Regions from separate parts of the Mus musculus genome. Here region 2 is linked to region 1. The links are chromatin loops, found by intact Hi-C in ENCODE. Cell type or tissue: heart. All regions are shown on one strand. Each heading gives the region's core, and the rest is flanking DNA. Links, peaks and the distances in the headings are about the cores only.

Region 1 (9,080 bases), core at 562-8,561:
GCAGAGAATAAAAACCCTAATACTTTATTCCCTAAATATCTCTTTTTCCAATAATCTTTGCGCTAATGTCTAAGTTTTAAAATGTCTCTTGGTGCACTTCCTTTATATTGCTTGATATATTGCCTTTATACTGGTTTGACCCAAAATGTGTCTAATAGGTTCAAGTTTAATTGCCTTTTCGGAAGATGCAGCCACAACAACCCGTAACCTCCAGCAGATAGCTAAATGTACTCTCTATGTAATCTCAGAATGGACCATGTCTTAGTGAAGAATTAAATAGCATATCTTGCATTTTCTTTCAGATAAATTCTAACATATAATTGCTTAAGCTCACAATCACTTGCATATTTGTTTTCTCTCCTCTGTGATACAAACAAAACCAGCAGTTTTCCCCAAGTTTCTTGCCTCGGCCAGTGTAGGAGAATAAAACCAGAAAATTTATTTTAAAACCCATATGTTGTTGCCTGCTTAGAGATGAGGGGAGGCTCTGTGTTGTCAAGACTTTAGTTTTACAACACAGGGTACCACCACTGCTCTTGGCTACCCACCAGAACTTGATGATAAGACCCTATTGCTGAACACACCTCACACTTGAGTCACAAGACAAGACATTGGTACTTACACGGAATCCTCATCCCTGTCGGCTAGCTTTCACAATACCAAAGGTGCTGTGCAGGTTGCTAGGGCATAGTCTTACATAGCTTTGAACACTCCAACCTATAATATAATGACTTGCCTGGCAAGACACACCTGCTGGCCCAAGTGTGGCACCAATGTAATGGTAACAACCAACCACTCTCTGACTGAATTCACAGCCTGCTCCACAAGATGGATTCCATAGCTAGCACTGTTAACTGGACCAAAAGCCGACAGCTGGCTAGGTCATAGGCCTTAGGGGAGAATTTAATGCTATTATTCTGCTAAAACTTCTTCTAAATACTTACAGTAACACCAATAAATAGATTAGTGTAACTTTCTACCCTAATCAAAGAAGCCTGACTCTTCGTGAAGTTAATACAGAGACCCACAATTGATCAAAATGCAGAGATACTGACTGTGGAGAGCTCAGCTCTAAATGAGATCCTGTTCCCCACAAGGCTCTAGAATCATTACGAAAGAAGGAGAGAAAACACTGCAGGAGTGAGAGGTCAGGGGAGACTACAGGAAGTCATGTTTTCCGCGCACACACAACAGGGCTGCTGCATCCACCAACTCAGAGCAGCTGTGGTGGCTTGCTTAAAAACAGCACAAGATGAAACCAGTCAAAATTTCAGAATCAATGGGAAACACTAACAAAGCACAACTCCCAACAGAGGACTTATTGGCAACTGATGACGTCAGAGGAGGGAGAATCAGTGTTCTTTAGAAATGCTGCTCCTGCCAGGTTGCTGATGCTTCAGTGGATGACCCAACACCCACAAACATACTGGAAACACTAATTAGACTTGGTGGGTTCACGAAAGAGTACATGAAGTTGGGAGGCAGATATAGTGCAGTAGGGCTGGGAGGAGACTGGGAGGGTGGGATTACAGGATCAATTTAATCCAAATACACTGAATGTATGGTGAGACATTTTCAAAGAAAAAACAAATATACAATTTTAAAAGGCCTTAAAGGGCTGGAGAGATGGCTCAGTGGTTAAGAGCACTGACTGTTCTTCCGAAGGTCGTGAGTTCAAATCCCAGCAAACACATGGTGGCTCACAACCATCCTCAATGAGATCTGACGCCCTCTTCTGGAGTGTCTGAAGACAGCTACAGTGTACTTACATATAATAATCAATAAATCTTTTTAAAAAAAAGGTCTTAAAGTTTGTGTGTTGTTTATGTTTAAAGTCATATTTATAAAAGTACAGATGTGGGGGAAATTATTTAATGATAGAAAAGATACAAAAAGAAAAAAGAAAAGATACACAGGAGCTTAAGAGTTGTCAAGAGTTCTTCACGCTCTTCCCAAAGACCCGAGTCAGGCAGCTCACAACCACCTGTTACTTCAGCTCCAGAAAAATCTGACACCCCTTCTGGCCTTCTTGGGCATTCAGACATGTTTAGTAGACAGACAGACACACACACACAAATACAAATAAAACAGTAATTAACAGTTTAGCTTATGACTGACAAATGATAACTAGAAATAAGTGCTATAACATTTTCTATTTAAAGCTGTATATGGCTAGATGAGGATAGTGTCTACACATGCTTGCATTTTCATATTGTTGTATGACAACAAATTGGCTGAGGAGATGAATAAGTGCTCACATAAATTAAGCCAGTTGAATTAGTCCAAATATTTCCTAGTTCATAAGTAACTCAAAAATGTAAAACCCAATATCCTGATTCTGGCAATCGTGACAGATTGACCAGCAATCACAAACTGCCGATTAGAGACACGGTAATGAGAGCAAAGGAACAGCAGTTCTATAAATCAACCTAGCTTTTTCAGAGAACAAATGGAAGGGTCTGATCATACCAGATCTGACTTTGGGGATCTGGCACATACTTCAATTTTAAAAAACAACAAAACAAAACACCCCAGTAATAATAGAAACGAGAAAGGATTAAGACAAAACACAAGATGCACACAGAAAGAGTCTTGGTCTGTTTCCCAGGTGATCATTATCTCGGCCCTTATTCTGTAAGATGTCTGAAATGTTCTGAGACTGAGATTCTGTGAAGCAGGCAGGCAGGCAGCAGTGGCCTTAGTTCTAAAGAACGGAATGAATGTGGATCTGCCTGGAAGAGGTGCTCTTACAGCTTCCTGGGGATGGAATTAGTTTCAGAGCAGGAGCCAGACTAGGAGCAGGCTCTCAGGTTACCTGGCAGGAGGCAGGGGAGTGAAGAGGGTGGGGAGAAGGGGGTGTGGCCACTAGTACCCACTAATGTAAACTGACTTCTCTGGGTGGAAAATCCTGGCACCTGGAAGTCTATTAGCTAGCAATTCTGACAATCTCTTAGTAAGGTGGTTGTCAGTATCTGTGAGGGGGAAGGCGCTAGACATGTTACTTCCTAAGCGTTTGCTGGATTCTAACATTCTATTCTCTCTGCAGCCACTCACAGTAACAAGATGAGTGGGGTACCACCCCACTGAGTCCATATAAAATAAAATGTGTGTGTATATATATATATATATATATATATAATGTATATATGTGTGTATGTGTGTAATGTATATATATAATGTATATTCCAGGTGGATGCCAGGAGCTGGTGATGGCCTAGACAAAGCAGCCAGCTTATATAAGGAAAAAACTGAGAGTGTATGCCACCTTAATAAACCACTCCAGGCTCTAGGGCCTTCTGGTAACTACTGTGTATACTTGCGTACTCCTGTCTTCCCTAAGAGTTAGGAAGGCCCTGTTCAGGGTAACCATTGGGCACTTTATAACCTAACATTTAGGGTTTTCTAACCCAAGATTGCGCTCACATCCAGTAAGGCCTACCTCTATCAGGGCTCTGCCTTTTAAAATAATGTGTAGGGAACGGAAAAATGACTCAGCAGGTGAAGACATTTGGCTGCAGAAGTATAATGTCCTGAGTTCAATCCTGGGAACCCATGTAAAGGAGAGATTAGTCACTGCATTCTTCTTTCTCTGACCTCTAAACATGCAAGCTGGAGCATGCAGGAAACACACACACACACACACACACACACACACACCACACATATACACAACAACTAAAAAATAAAATATAAAAACAAAAGTCAATGTGTAGAAAGATCTGAAGGCAGCAGCCGTTATGACAGAGCCAGACTCCAGCCGCACGCATGTGTATGGCTACGCCTATCCAGTGAGTTTAGGAAGAGCAGAAGAAGGTAGAAATGCTAAGATTCACTGACTTACAGGCACAGGTCATGGAATTTAAAGACAGCTTCCCCTTGAATCTGTGAGTGACAAGAGTGAGGAAGCCAGGGCAGACCACTCAGTGATACCGTAGGGAATATCTGCTTTCCAACAACGTCAAGCCTAGAATGACTCCATTTTATTAAATAACAACCTGGACTAGTTACTCAAAGCCCCTCCCCCGAAAAAGGAAGGGCAGTACAACTTGTTTACGCAAGCAAAAAAAAAAAAAAAAAAAAAAGGCCCACTATCTCCTAGAAAACTAGGAGGGACAAACTGACAATATCAACAACTAAAAATATACCAAATTGTATTAGAAACACCACACAAAGTATACAACATATAATCCCCTCACCTGGCACTACGAAGGAGCATCCCCAAGCCCAAAGGATGGCAGGCAACTGTCACACTTACCCACAGGGAAGAACTGAGTCAGTCCTTTGGACTCCATCTCCAGTGCGGTTTCTCCTGCCCAGGACATTCAGCCAACTTCAAATTGACTTACTTCAACGTTCGGTGCGCGTATACTTGACATCTCTGTGTCTACACTGCTAGGACATCATCATTGGTCCCCTTTCAGATTCTTCTTTGCACCCGCCTCAGCTCAATGCCTCCTACTTCAGGACAGACTCTAAACTCAACCACTTTGGCTCTTAGTCATTCTGTGATCTGCACATTTTGTATGTTTTTGTGTGAAATGTTCATGTGTGATCTTCCAGTTAACGTTAGCAATTAGATTGTTATATAAAAACGCGTTGATTGCCAATGGCTGGTTAGCAAAATCGGGACTACTGGATTAATTATTAACGAAATACACATGACTTGTGAATTATTAATTATTCGATAAATTCTGGCATTGGAAACACACAAACTTGTCCCCCCTGTTTATGACAACACGCCCAGGACACAAGGTCACCACACCCTGCGGCTTCCCTGCCCCCCAACACACACACACACACACACACACACACACGAATTCCAGGGTCCCGTGTCTCACCGCGACGCTGCCGCCACCGCCCAGGCTGCGGAGCCGCGTCGCTGCGGGTGCCCGGATGCCTAGGGAGGCCATGGCCGCAGCACTGAGCTCTTAGCAAAGGACAGGACCGCAGCTCTGCCTGATGGCCCAGCTCCACCCAGAGGGACCCGGGCAGCGCGGCCCAGCAGAGCAGATGAGATGCAGACTCAGCTGCCCTGGAAGGCCGCGTCCCCACTGCCGCCTCCGCTTCTAGCGGCGCCCTCCCCGCAGCCGGGACGCCTGGCCGCACGTACCATTTCCAATCACCGGGTGTCCTGCTGTTCTCCGGCAGCTCTTGCAGTAAGTGGATGGAACACAGACACTGGGGAAAACAACCTGCGGGTCTCTCTCCACAGAAGACACAAACGCCTAAAATGGCTGGACGGGAAGTGGCATCCTCCGCTTCTGTGCCCGCCCTCTCTCAACATCTGAAAATCTCATTGGACAGTTTATGCAGCCAAGCAACTTTTCTTACTGGCCAGTGAGTCACGTGCACGCCTCCCAATGCTTAAATGACAGAAAAAGCATCCTCTCGAGTGTACTGTGGCGCCAAACCTCTAATCCGAACGTAAGGCTTGATACTTGGGGTCTAAACTGGAGGTGGGATTCCCAAACTCTACTTCTGGCGTTACGTGTGAAGGGGATGAATACTTTATATTTTACATGGATTTAAACATACGTAGAAGTCTATTCTTTAACAAAGCAAAGATGTCGGCTAAATTCTATTTGCGTGAGTGAGAAATGGCATTGAAAAGAATGATGTGAATTATGCCTATTTGGCTGCGCTTCTAATATTCTCTCTCATTTTGTGATCGATGGTTGTCACCAAGGTCTCTGTGGCTGGGGATTTACCCATTCTGCTTACTCTTTTCAAATTCTCTCTTGAACCCACCTCGCCACTATTGCCCTCACAAAGTCACTTCTAGAGCAAAACATTTTGGGAATGGAAGGACACAGAACCATTCTTAAGATTCGAAGCATTCCAAAGATTCTTCAGTAAGTGGAAGTTTGCGCAGGTCGCAGCGGAGCTCCAGGACTCTGAACACATAAACCTGGAATACTCCACAGATGACTTCCAGGGCAGACATTCCTGCAATCAGGAGAACCAGCCTGACTGCGGAGGTAGAACTAAGTTCACAGAGGAATGGTAGAAATCAGAAAGGAAGCCTTGAAGAGAGAAGATTGGAATTGTAAGCCTGCTCTGGGTGCTGAAAGCGTTATAAGAGGCCGGGGGTGGGGGGGTGGGGGTGGGAAGCAGTAGACAGATAATAGATTCCTGCTGTGAAGAAGGTGAAGAAGGTGCAAGCTTGGAACAATGTCAGGGAACCTGCAGACAGGTATTTTAAGTGATATTTTAGAAGACAGGAGCGAAAATAGGAAAGCTAAAAAGACTTGAGGCGCAGCCAGCAAGATGACTAGATGGCATTTACAGATTTTGTTTAAGAATTTATTATTTTTTTAAAAATATGTTTGTGTGTCTGTGTGCATGTCACGCAAGAACAGATGCCCATGGAGGCCAGAAGAGGGCACTGAATCCGCGGAGATGGACTTATAAACTGCAGAACGTGGGTCCTGGTACAGAATTTGGGTACTTTACAAAAACAATATGCACTCTAAACCACGAAGCCAGCGTTCCAGCCCCCAACTCTTCAGACTCCCACCCAGTTCTCTCTTCTTCACATTTATAAAAAATATTTAATATTTACTGACAAATTAGCAGACTGTGTCCTTCTCTGCTTTCCATTTTTACCTCTTTTCTCTCTAGTTCCTTTCCCTATCGTTTCTGTATTATTTTCCCTTTCAGAGATTTCCCCAAGGAACACAGGCTGGCCTGGTTTTCAGGGTCTCTGGTCTCAGCCTGCTGCTAATGGCTGGGACGGCTTTAGGTTATCTGCTTGCAATTCTGTACTTTTAAACAAGCTTCCCTCCTCTGCACCCTCATGTCACTACTGTCCCCTTGTAGTTACTTTTTCCTTGCCTACTGTTTGTCATCAACACGGGAAGAACTGAGTCAGTCCTTGGACTCCATCTCCAGTGTGGTTTCTCCTGCCCAGGACATTCAGCCAACTTCAAATTGACTTACTTCAACGTTCGGTGCGCGTATACTTGACATCTCTGTGTCTACACTGCTAGGACATCATCATTGGTCCCCTTTCAGATTCTTCTTTGCACCCGCCTCAGCTCAATGCCTCCTACTTCAGGACCACCTTTATGTTTCTTTTCCTTTCTACTCGTAACTAATGTTGTTGATACACTTGTTCAAAACAGAGTCATACTGTTCCTCTATTTTCTAAAGTGATTGGTATTTGAGGCATGGTACTTTGTGGGTTTAAATGCACTTTACAATGAGCCTAGCTGTGGATAGTGACTATTACAGACACTATTTCCCTGTTAACCTGGTGGGCCAAACATTATGCAGCAGAATTAACCAAAACTTCATCCCTACTACAACCTGAAAATTGCAATCAGTTCCATTTCAAAGAGCAATATGATTTAAAAAACAACAACAACAATAACCGGTGATTTAACCTCAAATAAAGAAGCTTTATTGGAAAACTATAATAAACATTCAAATCAAGAAAACGCAGCCGGACGTGGTGGCACATGCCTTTAATCCCAGCACTCGGGAGGCAGAGGCAGGCAGATTTCTGAGTTCAAGGCCAGCCTGGTCTACAAAGTGAGTTCCGGGACAGCCAGGGTTATATAGAGAAACCCTGTCTCAAAAAAAAAAAAAGAAAGAAAGAAAGAAAGAAAGAAAAGAAAAGAAAACACAATTCTACCAAAAATTACTAATTCCACAGTAGTGACCTCCAATTCAAGTGAATTAGATGACATCTTAGACAATGAAATCCAAAGAATAAGCACACATGCTCAAGAGTGTACACACACACACACACACACATTCGAGCACACACAAAGAGGCCACAAATGCCTTATTCACAAATTCCGACAGGACATAAACACAAATTAAGGACACTAACAGAGAAAGGGTAAACCCTGTGGCCTTTGGGGCTGACAACTTATAAAGAGGTCCCTCATCACTGGCTTGATGATTTTCATCAACAACTCCTTTGGCCTGCGGGCATATTTCTGCATGTCCTACACCACTGGACTCCTAAGAATTTCATGGAGGTAGAAGGCCTTTGATCTCTGGTTGGATTTATTTCCCATCCGCTGATGTGCATATGTGTTACCACTAAGTCCAAAATGGTTGCTATCTCCTGCTCTTTTGGCCCAGGACTGAAGATTTAATATATCCCTGGGGTAAAACTATAAAGGTGTACTTGGGCTCTGTGTCTGCTGGAGAGAAGACTCTCTTCCAGGGGACACAGGGGACACTTAGGAAACCTTAGAGCGTTTATGCGCATTACTAAGCTCATCCCTATCCTTTGTCAATTTATCCAGAGATGCTGAGAGCAACCGACCAGCATCATCACTTTCCTTATTTTTTCCCAAAACTGTCAAAAGTTTCATAAACAGAATCAACAAGCCCATTGCCACCCACAACTGGTGAATAGGGATAATCAAATGCGTTTATCTCCTTGGGTCTGTAAAATAGTTCACTGTATGAGCTTTTAGTCCTCTCTGAGCTCCCAGCAAAGGCTTCACTAACTGGAAGGCTTCCGTAACTGTGGGTGTTGGCAAATTGAAAAACCCCTTTCAGATACTTAACAGATTCACCCTTACAGTTCTAGTGCTCTAGAACCACTTCTGGTACCAAAATCTGTATTAGTCTAGACTCTAGAAATCTATAGAAAGGGGATGTATTAGAATGACTTAAAGGCTAAGTCGAGCTAATCCAACCATGGCTGGCTGTGAAAAGAAACTCCAAGGATCTAGTAGTTGCTCGGTCCACAAGGCTAAATGACTCAGCTGGTCTTCGGTGTACAATGGAATCCTGAAGAAGTAAGCTCTAAGCAATGCCAGTGAAGGAATGGATGTGCTCGTAAGGTGAGAGCAAAGAACAAAAGCATCCTTCTGTTTCCAGAAGAAGGTGTGGCCTAGATTAGAGGTGGGTTTTCCTAGCTCAAAAAAAAATCTGAATTCAAGGCTTGCCTTTCTACATCAAAAACCTGGATTAGAAGTGGAGCCTCCTACTTCAAATTAATCAACCCCCCATCACAAATGTGGCCAGTTCACTTGGCTAAAATAGAACTGTGTTCATATGAGAACTAACAAAGAGGTTGATACAGTCAAGCCTTGGGCTGAAGCCCCTGGTGTGAC
Region 2 (9,080 bases), core at 310-8,309, 300 kb after region 1:
TTTTCGAATCCATTCCTCTGTTGAAGAACATTTGGGTTCTTTCCAGCTTCTGGATATTCTAAATAAGGTTGCTATGAACATAGTGGAGCATGTATCCTTATTACAACGTTGGAACATCATCTGGGTATATGCTCATGAGTGGTATAGCTGGGTCCTCAGGTAATACTATGTCCAATTTTCTGAGGAACCACCAGACTGATTTCCAGAGTGGTTGTACCAGCTTGCAATCCCACCAATAATGGAGGAGTGTTCCTCTTTCTCCACATCCTCGCCAGCATCTTCTGTCACCTGGGTTTTTGATCTTAGCCATTCTGACTGCTGTGAGGTAGAATCTCAGTATACTTTCTCATGATGTTAGCTAGTAGCATCCAGCAACAGCACAGTATACTACATATTACTTCCCCAGATTAAGAAAATAGAAGATATTTCCTGTCTAATGTATTTGTTCCACAGCATTTTAACAAGAAAAACTCCCAACAAAGATTGCTAGAAATCCATGATCAGCCTTGTCCCAGTTAAGAGTATTAATACACTTCTCAGTATGGTTGTACTATTTTTTGAATTTCCTCTGTAGGTCTAACCAGGAAAATAGGAGTCTAGGAAGAGACAGCATCAGTTATAGTGACTTATTTGAAGTAAAAGGATAGGGTGTAGGGAGAGATTTCAGAAGCATCAAGATTATCATGAGAGAGCTGGAGAGAAGATTCAGTGGCTAAGAGCACTGTTCTTGCAGAGGATTGAAGTTCAGGTCCAGCACCCACTTGAGCGCTAGGCACATATGTGGTATATTTGCATACATGCAGGCAAAAACACACAAATCTAGTTTTTAAGATTAAGACAAGAATCTGGTAATCTTTCTGGCTGCTAGCTATATGCAATAAAACTGCCTGTGTACCAAATGCATATGTAGGAGATTCATAAAAGGATTGTCTCCAACTCAATCTCTTGGAACTTGGACCTAGGTCTCACTGGCACATTTCCAACTTCATTTGCATTTCTACTTGAATAAACTGTCTTCTGTATTATCCAGGGGTCTCAGTCCAAATCATTGCTTGGAGACAAGAACCTAGAAATTACTGTGAGTACACTCTATAAAATCAGAATTGCAAACATAACAACCAGCTAGGTCAAATAAGAATGCCTTCAGATTTCTTCCTTAGTAACAGCATCCATTATAGCATGTATTCCTTCCTTTCTTGAACACTTGAAAATAGTTATCAAGTTTCCACAAGAGCCTTTAAGTCATCCTCTTGTGTCCAGGGGTTTATGGTGTTTGGCAGCGAAGAGGACTGAAAACTCTCTCCTGTACAACAGGATATCTAGTCAAGGCAAACAAGCATGTGAATTGGCCACAAACCGTTAGGCCCACCACACCTTAGATTGACATAGCTGCCCTAGAGAGTTTGTAACTTTAAACTGGGAGGACTGAACAGATTGACAATCCCAGTCAAACCTGGGAAATGTGCAGGGCCAAGATTCCTCCCCTCTTAGACTCATGCTTCAAGGACACATTGACTTATACATGCCACATGGCCAGAGACGATGGTGTCCATTAGGACTGGCTGTGATGGTCCTAGTAAAAACAACTATGCGGCGGGCGTGGTGGCACACGCCTTTAGTCCCAGCACTCGGGAGGCAGAGGCAGGCAGATTTCTGAGTTCGAGGCCAGGCTGGTCTACAAAGTGAGTTCCAGGACAGCCAGGGCTATACAGAGAAACCCTGACTCGATAAACCAAAAAAAAAAAAAAATGCTTACATGGTTACTCAGGGGACCCAATGCTGTATCCCACCTTTTGCACTCTGCTCTAATTTTTTTTACCAACCTCCACACCCCCCCCTCTCTTTTTCACCTACTAGCTCTGCTGGGACTACAGGGAGAGAATGGTCGATTTAGACAGGGCTCTGATACCAGCCGGCACTGTGGCAGCTTTTCCCTAAGTTCTCCTCTGTGACCTGCCTGGAACACCCTCAGGAACCCACTCCAGTTCCAGGAATAAAGGAGGCTTGATGTCATTGCACTTTCCTGCCATTTTCAAACACTGCTTGTGTCCAGTTTTACAATTTGATCATCAGGACAAAACCCCAGCGTGGAAAGGGTTTTGAAGTTTAGAACCCATCTCTGTGAGATGCAAGCAGCAACACAGCAATATGGAAAGGGAAGATAAACCAAATGTTCTCTGAAAGCTAAATACCTGAACCCATCTCTGGGTAATGATGTGAGTCTGGGTGGGATAATAGGTTCTTTCCCACTGTGGTTCCCTCAGAGCCACTAGTGAACCTGGCTCTCTACTTTTCTGCTGTTCTTTACTTCTTCTATGCCCTTACTGCTATCAAATTCTTCTGTCTATTTGATGTAGACAAGACATTCCCTTGAGCATGAGGCCCAAAGAATACCACTACCTACCCAGTTGTACTTTTAATGGTAGTATCAAACAGACAAATCCTGGACCATTGTCACAGTGGATAAAACAAACAGGTGGGCAAGGTGGTGCATATCTATTCCCAGGATTTAGGAAGCAGAGGCAGGTGGTTCTCTGAGTTTGAGGCAAGCTGTTCCACAAAGGAACTCCCAGGACAGCCAAGGATACATAATAAGAGAGGAAAGGAAACAAAGATGCTAATCTTGGCATTCAACTCTCCTCACCCTCTCAGGTTCCGGATGCTGGAGAGGTTCTGGTCACAGATGGTGGAGAAAAGTCCACTAAAGTCTTTGTCTTGGAGAGGGAGACCAGTCAGGAATTTATTCACCTTAAATGTTTAAGTGAAAAATCTATTAATTTATCTAAAGCCTCGTTCCCTTGTCTGTCTGCCAGCCAAGGAGCTATCCAACTCCTAGTTCCAAAGCATCAGTGATGTCCTTAGGTCTTGAGTCAGGAATGCTGGAAGGGAATCTGGTTTCTTACCTTCCCCTAAGTGAGCCCCCTACTTTGAAGAGTATATGTAAGGGTGAAAATGAAAACTCCCACCCGGATGTCATTAACCTCTTGTGGTGAACAGCTTTGGACTTTACAGATCTAAATGCTCAACACATCCAATTTCAGCCCATTTCCTAAATAATATTAGGGCTACTGTTTAGAACTGGACAGCAGCAATAAAGGACTACTAGGAAAAAAAAAAAAAAACCTAGTTCCTCTGGTCAATGAAATAAAATCTCTGGCCTAACATTCCAAGCTATCTAAAATATAAAAGTTAATTCACTTGGGCCTGTCAATAACCTGACCAGGGGACCATACCTCTGAAAGTTAGGAACATTCCTAGGAAGGTGGGCTCACCTTAAGTTGTGCTAAAGACGTATGCAGAAAATTATCCCTTTAACAAGATGCTGTTTTTCCTAACCGAATTCCTACTCCCTAGTGTAGACCATATCAGCCTCTCTGAGGTTCAGATGGGTCAGCTCACCTTTCTGACCCATGAACTGAGACAGATATAACTTTTTTTAAAAAAATTTCAGATAGTGGTCATAACCTACTAAATACGTGTTTGTTACCATCTTGATAGGGTTTGTTTTCTCTGCCACTTAAAGAATTAAGAGTAAAAAAAAAAAAAAAAAAAAATCTCAGCGCAACAGGTAGCAACAGGGGAAATCTCAGACCCTGCAGGCAGAATCAACTAAAGAACAGCTCTTCCTAGTAGTAAAGAAACAAATGTACAAGAAGGTGGGGGTGGGGTGGGGGGTGGGGACACAGAAAGGCAGAGATCCGGAAACTTTGAAGAGTCTTTCTAACTTAGGGATGTTCAGTTTGAACAAAGACAGGAAAACTGATAGGCCCATCTTTTGGGGTAAATATATCTATTCCATGTTGCTGAACTTGCAGTGCCTGTTCCCAGGCAATGGTCCCTATCCCAGCAGATGCAGTGACTTACAACTTTGCTTCCCTGGGATTTTTTCTTTAAAATTTGAATAAAAATGCTTTAATTGGCAGAGCAAACGAACTGATTCCTGTGTCCCTAGAGAACCTTATGACTGCTACTATGTAACCGCACTTTTCATATTCATAACTGTTTTCTCTTGGTATATTCTCTTGGTATATTTCTCTTTTCTTGGCTGAAAAATGTATGGACTGAGTGAAAAGGAAGGGGAAAGCTTTTGCTATCATGCAGACTACATCATCTCAAGTTTCTCATGGGTGACATTAGACCAGTGGACCTGCCCTGGCTGGGTATCCCTTTATCTCTGTGGCAGGCCTAGGTACCCTTTCTCTAAGGTTCTGTCCATGGTACACTAACTAAATCTGACTTTAAATAAGCAGACTCCAGACTTAGTTTCCAGGGGGAAGTGGGAAAGCTCTTCTTTGGAAAAACCAAGTCTAAATTCTTTTTAAATGCAGTTATCAAGATGAGCGGATGCGGGGCGTGGTGGTGCACACCTTTAATCCTAGCACTTGGTAGACAGAGGCAGGCAGATTTCTGAGTTCGAGGCCAGTCTGGTCTACAAAGTGAGTTCCAGGACAGCCAGGGCTATACAGAGAAACCCTGTCTCGAAAAACAAAACAAAACAAAAAACAAAAAAAAAAAAGAAAAAAAAAAAGAAAAAAGAGTGGATTTCTGCCCGGGCCATGAGAGCTTTGGCTGCAATATGGCATGTGTGCCCCACTTATTAAATTAAGAGTTTACCACCAAGCTCTAATGTGTGTGTGTGTGGGGGGGGGGGGGGTGGGGGGGTTGGGGGGGGGGTGTCTGATCGCTTATCCAATTAGTACCACGGAGCACAGCACGAGCTATCCAATCAGAAGCGCCGATTGGTGAAGCGGACGTTCCTCACCGGCCTTCTCTTACTTGCCAGACTATTGTGGTGATAGAGTTCTGCCAGCTGAGGGAGTCACAGGTATCCGTTCAGGGTCCGTGTTGTGTGGCTGCCAACACCAGGATCATTCCTAAGGCCCCAGCAAGCCTTGGGCTCAGCTATGGTAAGTGTCCTTACGGCCAGCTGTCCAATCAGGAACGCCGGCAGAAAGCGGATATGCCTCACCCGCCATCTTTCTTCCTGGCACGGTCTGGTCAGCTGAGAGGGCAGCGGGTACGGTTAAGCCTCTTTGGCTCCGGGACAGCTGACCTCTGGAGCCTTCTTGAAACTACAAGAGGGCCCGGGAGCAGACGAGGCGAACGTCGGGGCAATGTAAGGGGCGCCGGGTGTTCCCCGGGTAGATGCCTCAGTCCTACATCCTCAGTCCTACATTGCTTTGGGTGCTGCGGGACTCAGGGTTTCTCTGCACTCTAGGTGGCAGGACCCCGGCGGGCAGCCCCATCTCTTGCAGAATCCTGTACTTCTGTCTCCTCAGCGAGACGCCTCCTGTAAAGTACAGGTAGATGGGCATGTTAACACATGACCACTACACCAGCCCATACGACATGATGACGAATTGAAGGCCAGTTAGGACATAGACCCTGTCTCAAAGAGGAAAAAAAAAAAGTAACTTGAAAATATGGTTTATTTACTTCACAAGTCCAGGTTACAGTCTATCGTCTATCGCTGCAGAAAAGAACTCTGCCCAACCATTCTAAAATATAATAAAGTATGCTTTGAGGAGAATAGCAAGTGATGACTAAGCCACCTTACCTGTAGAATGGGCTAGAAGGAAGCCTGGTGATATCCACGAAAGATGTGGGAAAATGACCTGAAAGGCAGTTTGCAGAGCTTCAAAGCTTTCCTTCCTGTATTTGCAAAAGCATGGGTTATTTTGTTCATGTTGTTTATGGTGATATATTTTTGTTTGTTTTATTTTAAGACAAAAAATCTCATTATGTAGCCCAGGCTGGACACAAAGTAACAGTCCTTCCTCAGCCTCCTAAGTGATAAGGTTATAGGAATACATCAACATGCCGTGCCCTTGATACAGAAGAATTTAATGTAGGGGAGGCAGATCAGGGTACTAAATAACCTTGAGGCTGACTAAGGCCACAGTAAATCTCTTTTCACCCTGTTGTGCTTAAATGAGTCAGTGTTTCCCTTCTGCCTACTGATGAGACGACAGAAAGAAATCTCAGTATACGGTTCTAATACTCCAGGTCCACAGAATAGAAAGAAGAGTAGATTTTTCCCCCCTGTATATTCCAAGAAATCTCTCCAGCACTCCTAAAGCCAAGGCAAAATTGTATGGTAGGAGCAGAGGTATCACAGACCCCACAAAGCAGAAAAAGCCCAGGGAAATTGAGGGAGTGAGGCTGCTGCAGTCTTTAACAGTAAAGTCCATGGAAGAAGGGTTACCCTTAAGACCTCACAGATAAAGAGTCACCTGCATACAGGATAGCTCTGTGGCAGTCACAAGGACAGTTGCTCAATACATGACAACTAAAGTATTTGCTTCATCTCCCAGAGGGTTTTAGACAACTCTACCCAAGTTTTGTGAGCTTTGAGCATGGCTAGTATCTTCTGGTCAAACTACTTACTTTCGGTATAGATTCTGGAGTTTCAGTTTAACAGGTGTTTGAAAACATTAAATGAAGTCTTCTAGACGTAAATATTTGTAACTTTAAATTGTGGGTAGATCTGAGTAACATCATGACATATGCAGCTCTGCTAGTGCATCATTCACCTCATATAATCTCATCATATAGCAGCTATGTGACTTCACATCAGCCCACGAAGAAAGGTGAGTGTGGTGCACCATGGCATTGAGACAGAAACTGACTCATTATATATTGCGATTATAGTTCGAGTTCACCATTATATGTTGTTGTAAATACCTTCTTGTGTCTAGTTAGCAAATTAACATTTCTCACATGTCTGTATAGGGAAAACCATAGTGGTTAGGCTAACTACTTGCCACTATTTTAGTCTTCCACTACAGGTCTTGAAACATACCTCCTTCAGATACTGATGAGTTCTGCGCTTCTTTTCTTCCTTTTTATACACACTTGTGGACATGTATTTTGATCTTTCCCACCTGCTGTTGTACTTGGTTACCCCACCCCCTTCTGCAGAACCTGCTCTCACCTCAGCTCCCCTCCTGCCGTCACTGCTTTGTTCATTTGTGACCTTAGGATGCTAATCATGGTTACCTTAGTGAACGTGGCTGAGAGTTATTTACTGAAGCATGGCCAGTTTATCAGTGGCTACACTTCTGAAAACACTGACTCTTCTCCAGCAAGCCATTGACCTCTAAATAGTTCCTCAGGAACAGTGGGGCCTGACAACGGGATGTTGGGGAGGCCCCATTGTGCAGGCAACTATAGCTGCTTGGAGTTCACAAGCTCAACAGCTGTATCATGTCCAGAACACAGCACTCACAACATTGCTTCCCATCCTCCAATGTTTGTATTTTCTCTTTTCTTCTTTTATGATGTTCTCCATGCCTTGGATTGGGTGACAGGGGCAAGTATTCAAGAGTTACTTATATTCAGGACTTGGACTGTTTATGAATTTCTGTATTAAACATCACCCACTGCACAGAGAAACCTCTTTGGCCAGCACTAATCTTCTTGACAGCAGCACTAATCTATCAGTATAAACATTAATATTTATAAGACAGCTTGACATCGGGTCCATAGAGCAAAACAACGATAGGTTAGGGCCTATGACCTTTCCACCCAAGGGCTTTGGAGTTCCCTTCTGGAGGGAGGGCCTCAAATACAATCAGATAATTGTTCGTCACCACCATAACTTCCATGCCACTTTTATACCAACCGGCTGATTGATATTGCGGATTACAGGGTTCACAGCTGGCTAGGACACTTTCATCTCTGCTGCAAGGTTCTGGCTTGATTTTTCTGTTTCCTGCAATCAAAGGGTGTGTTGTTTTCAGCAATAGAGTCCAGCCATTTAGTTCTTGTGGTCAAGAAGAAACAGGCCCCAGGCTAGCTAGAAGCCTTGGAAGCAGGTATAAGATGTGGGAACTATCAGTTCAGGAACATGGATGGGCGGGGCGGAAGTTCTTTGCCCGCCATCTTTCTTACTGGCGCGCCATACTAGTGCAGCGATCCTGTCAGCTGAGAAAGTCTTGGGGGCTCAGGCACCGTGGCCAGAAGACCTTCGACCTCAGGAGCGGGGGTGAGGCTGCAGGAGGCTCCGGACACAGACATGGTGAGCTTGAGTCGGGTGTGTGAAGTGGGCGGACCTCCCGTAAGTCAACATCTGAGGCTGACACCGCCCCCTCCCCCGGGTGCTGGTGGGGCTTGAGAGAATCCTTCTGCTCCCTGGGCTGTGGGACTCCATCGCTCTTTCACCCGGTTTCCTGTCGGCAGCTCCGCCCTCGCTATGCCAGGTCCCCTCACGTTGTGGTGATCCTGTGGGGCTTTCGCCTTTAATGTAGGACTGTGGACTGGAGCTGCTGTGGGGTTAGGTTTGCGTCTCTGCTTTCTGCGGCAGTTGTTTTCCTGGGAACCTTTCAAATTATTGAGGAGGCTCGTCTGCAGCTTACGGCTGCAGTCTAGTGATGTATAGAGTGGAAAAGAAATCTTAATGTATCCAGGCGCCTCCTCACACTGCCCAACTCATTAGAAAGAATCCATATGTAACTGAGCTGTGTGAGGAGGACAAGTGTGCTTCGCTCTGACGTCTTTGTTACTGTCCTTTGACAGGTCATTCATTCATGATGATTTTAAGATTGCATACTAATTGGAGGAAGACTTGAATGCGAAAAGCATTGCAATAGCGATAAGCCCCAACTCTTAAGGCCTTCATGCAGTCCAGGAATTAGGCAGAAAAGGGCCTAACACTTATATATTCCACCCCAAGTAACTAGTGTAGAGAAAGAAAACAAAAGGGAGGGGACTTTGGCCTGAAGGCATCCTGATCTTTGGGTGACTATAACGGAAAGATTGTGTGCTGATTTTACTGCGAGCGGGTCAGAGACGGCAGGTGTGAAAGGAGCAGCATATTGGAGGAAGAACAGACCATTCAGAAGTTCGCTTAGTATTTTTTCACTGTTCGATTCAGCCATACAGTTTTGGGACTTAATGGGCATTTGGATTTTTTTTTCTTTTTTATAATTTTATTTTATATGTATGGGTAGTTTCCCTGTGCGCATGTGTGTGCACTGCATGCATACCTGGTGACCTCAGAGACCAGAAGATCCTCTTTCTTCTGGGATTGGAGTTACAGATGGCTATGAGCTAGCTGCCTTGTGGGTGCTGGGAGTCAA

The links. Hi-C counts contacts between places; a loop is a spot of excess contacts. Peaks named below come from ENCODE experiments on the same cell type or tissue, not always from the same donor. Only the 100,000 strongest peaks of a DNase experiment are listed, where the experiment ranks them.
Region 2: a loop joins it to region 1, with 2.0 times the contacts of the local background. A loop is called at or near these places in 2 of 42 quality-filtered maps.

What each region holds. Positions count from the first base shown.
Region 1 is chr17:32,783,028-32,792,107 of GRCm38, forward strand. Zfp871 (zinc finger protein 871) reads right to left here and starts at 5,260. Exons shown (of 4, transcript NM_172458.3): 1 at 5,111-5,260. The coding sequence starts at 5,113. Gm17115 (predicted gene 17115) reads left to right here and starts at 5,367. Exons shown (of 2, transcript NR_168031.1): 1 at 5,367-6,046; 2 at 6,360-7,412. In heart, for the core only: no CTCF peak of the experiment used is centred there; a DNase peak (open chromatin) is centred at 5,294; H3K4me3 peaks cover 2,662 bases; H3K27ac peaks cover 1,708 bases.
Region 2 is chr17:33,084,573-33,093,652 of GRCm38, forward strand. Zfp563 (zinc finger protein 563) reads left to right here and starts at 4,795. Exons shown (of 4, transcript NM_001024950.2): 1 at 4,795-4,907. The coding sequence starts at 4,905. In heart, for the core only: a CTCF peak has its summit at 4,839 (motif pointing right); DNase peaks (open chromatin) are centred at 4,809 and 8,009; H3K4me3 peaks cover 2,141 bases; H3K27ac peaks cover 1,844 bases.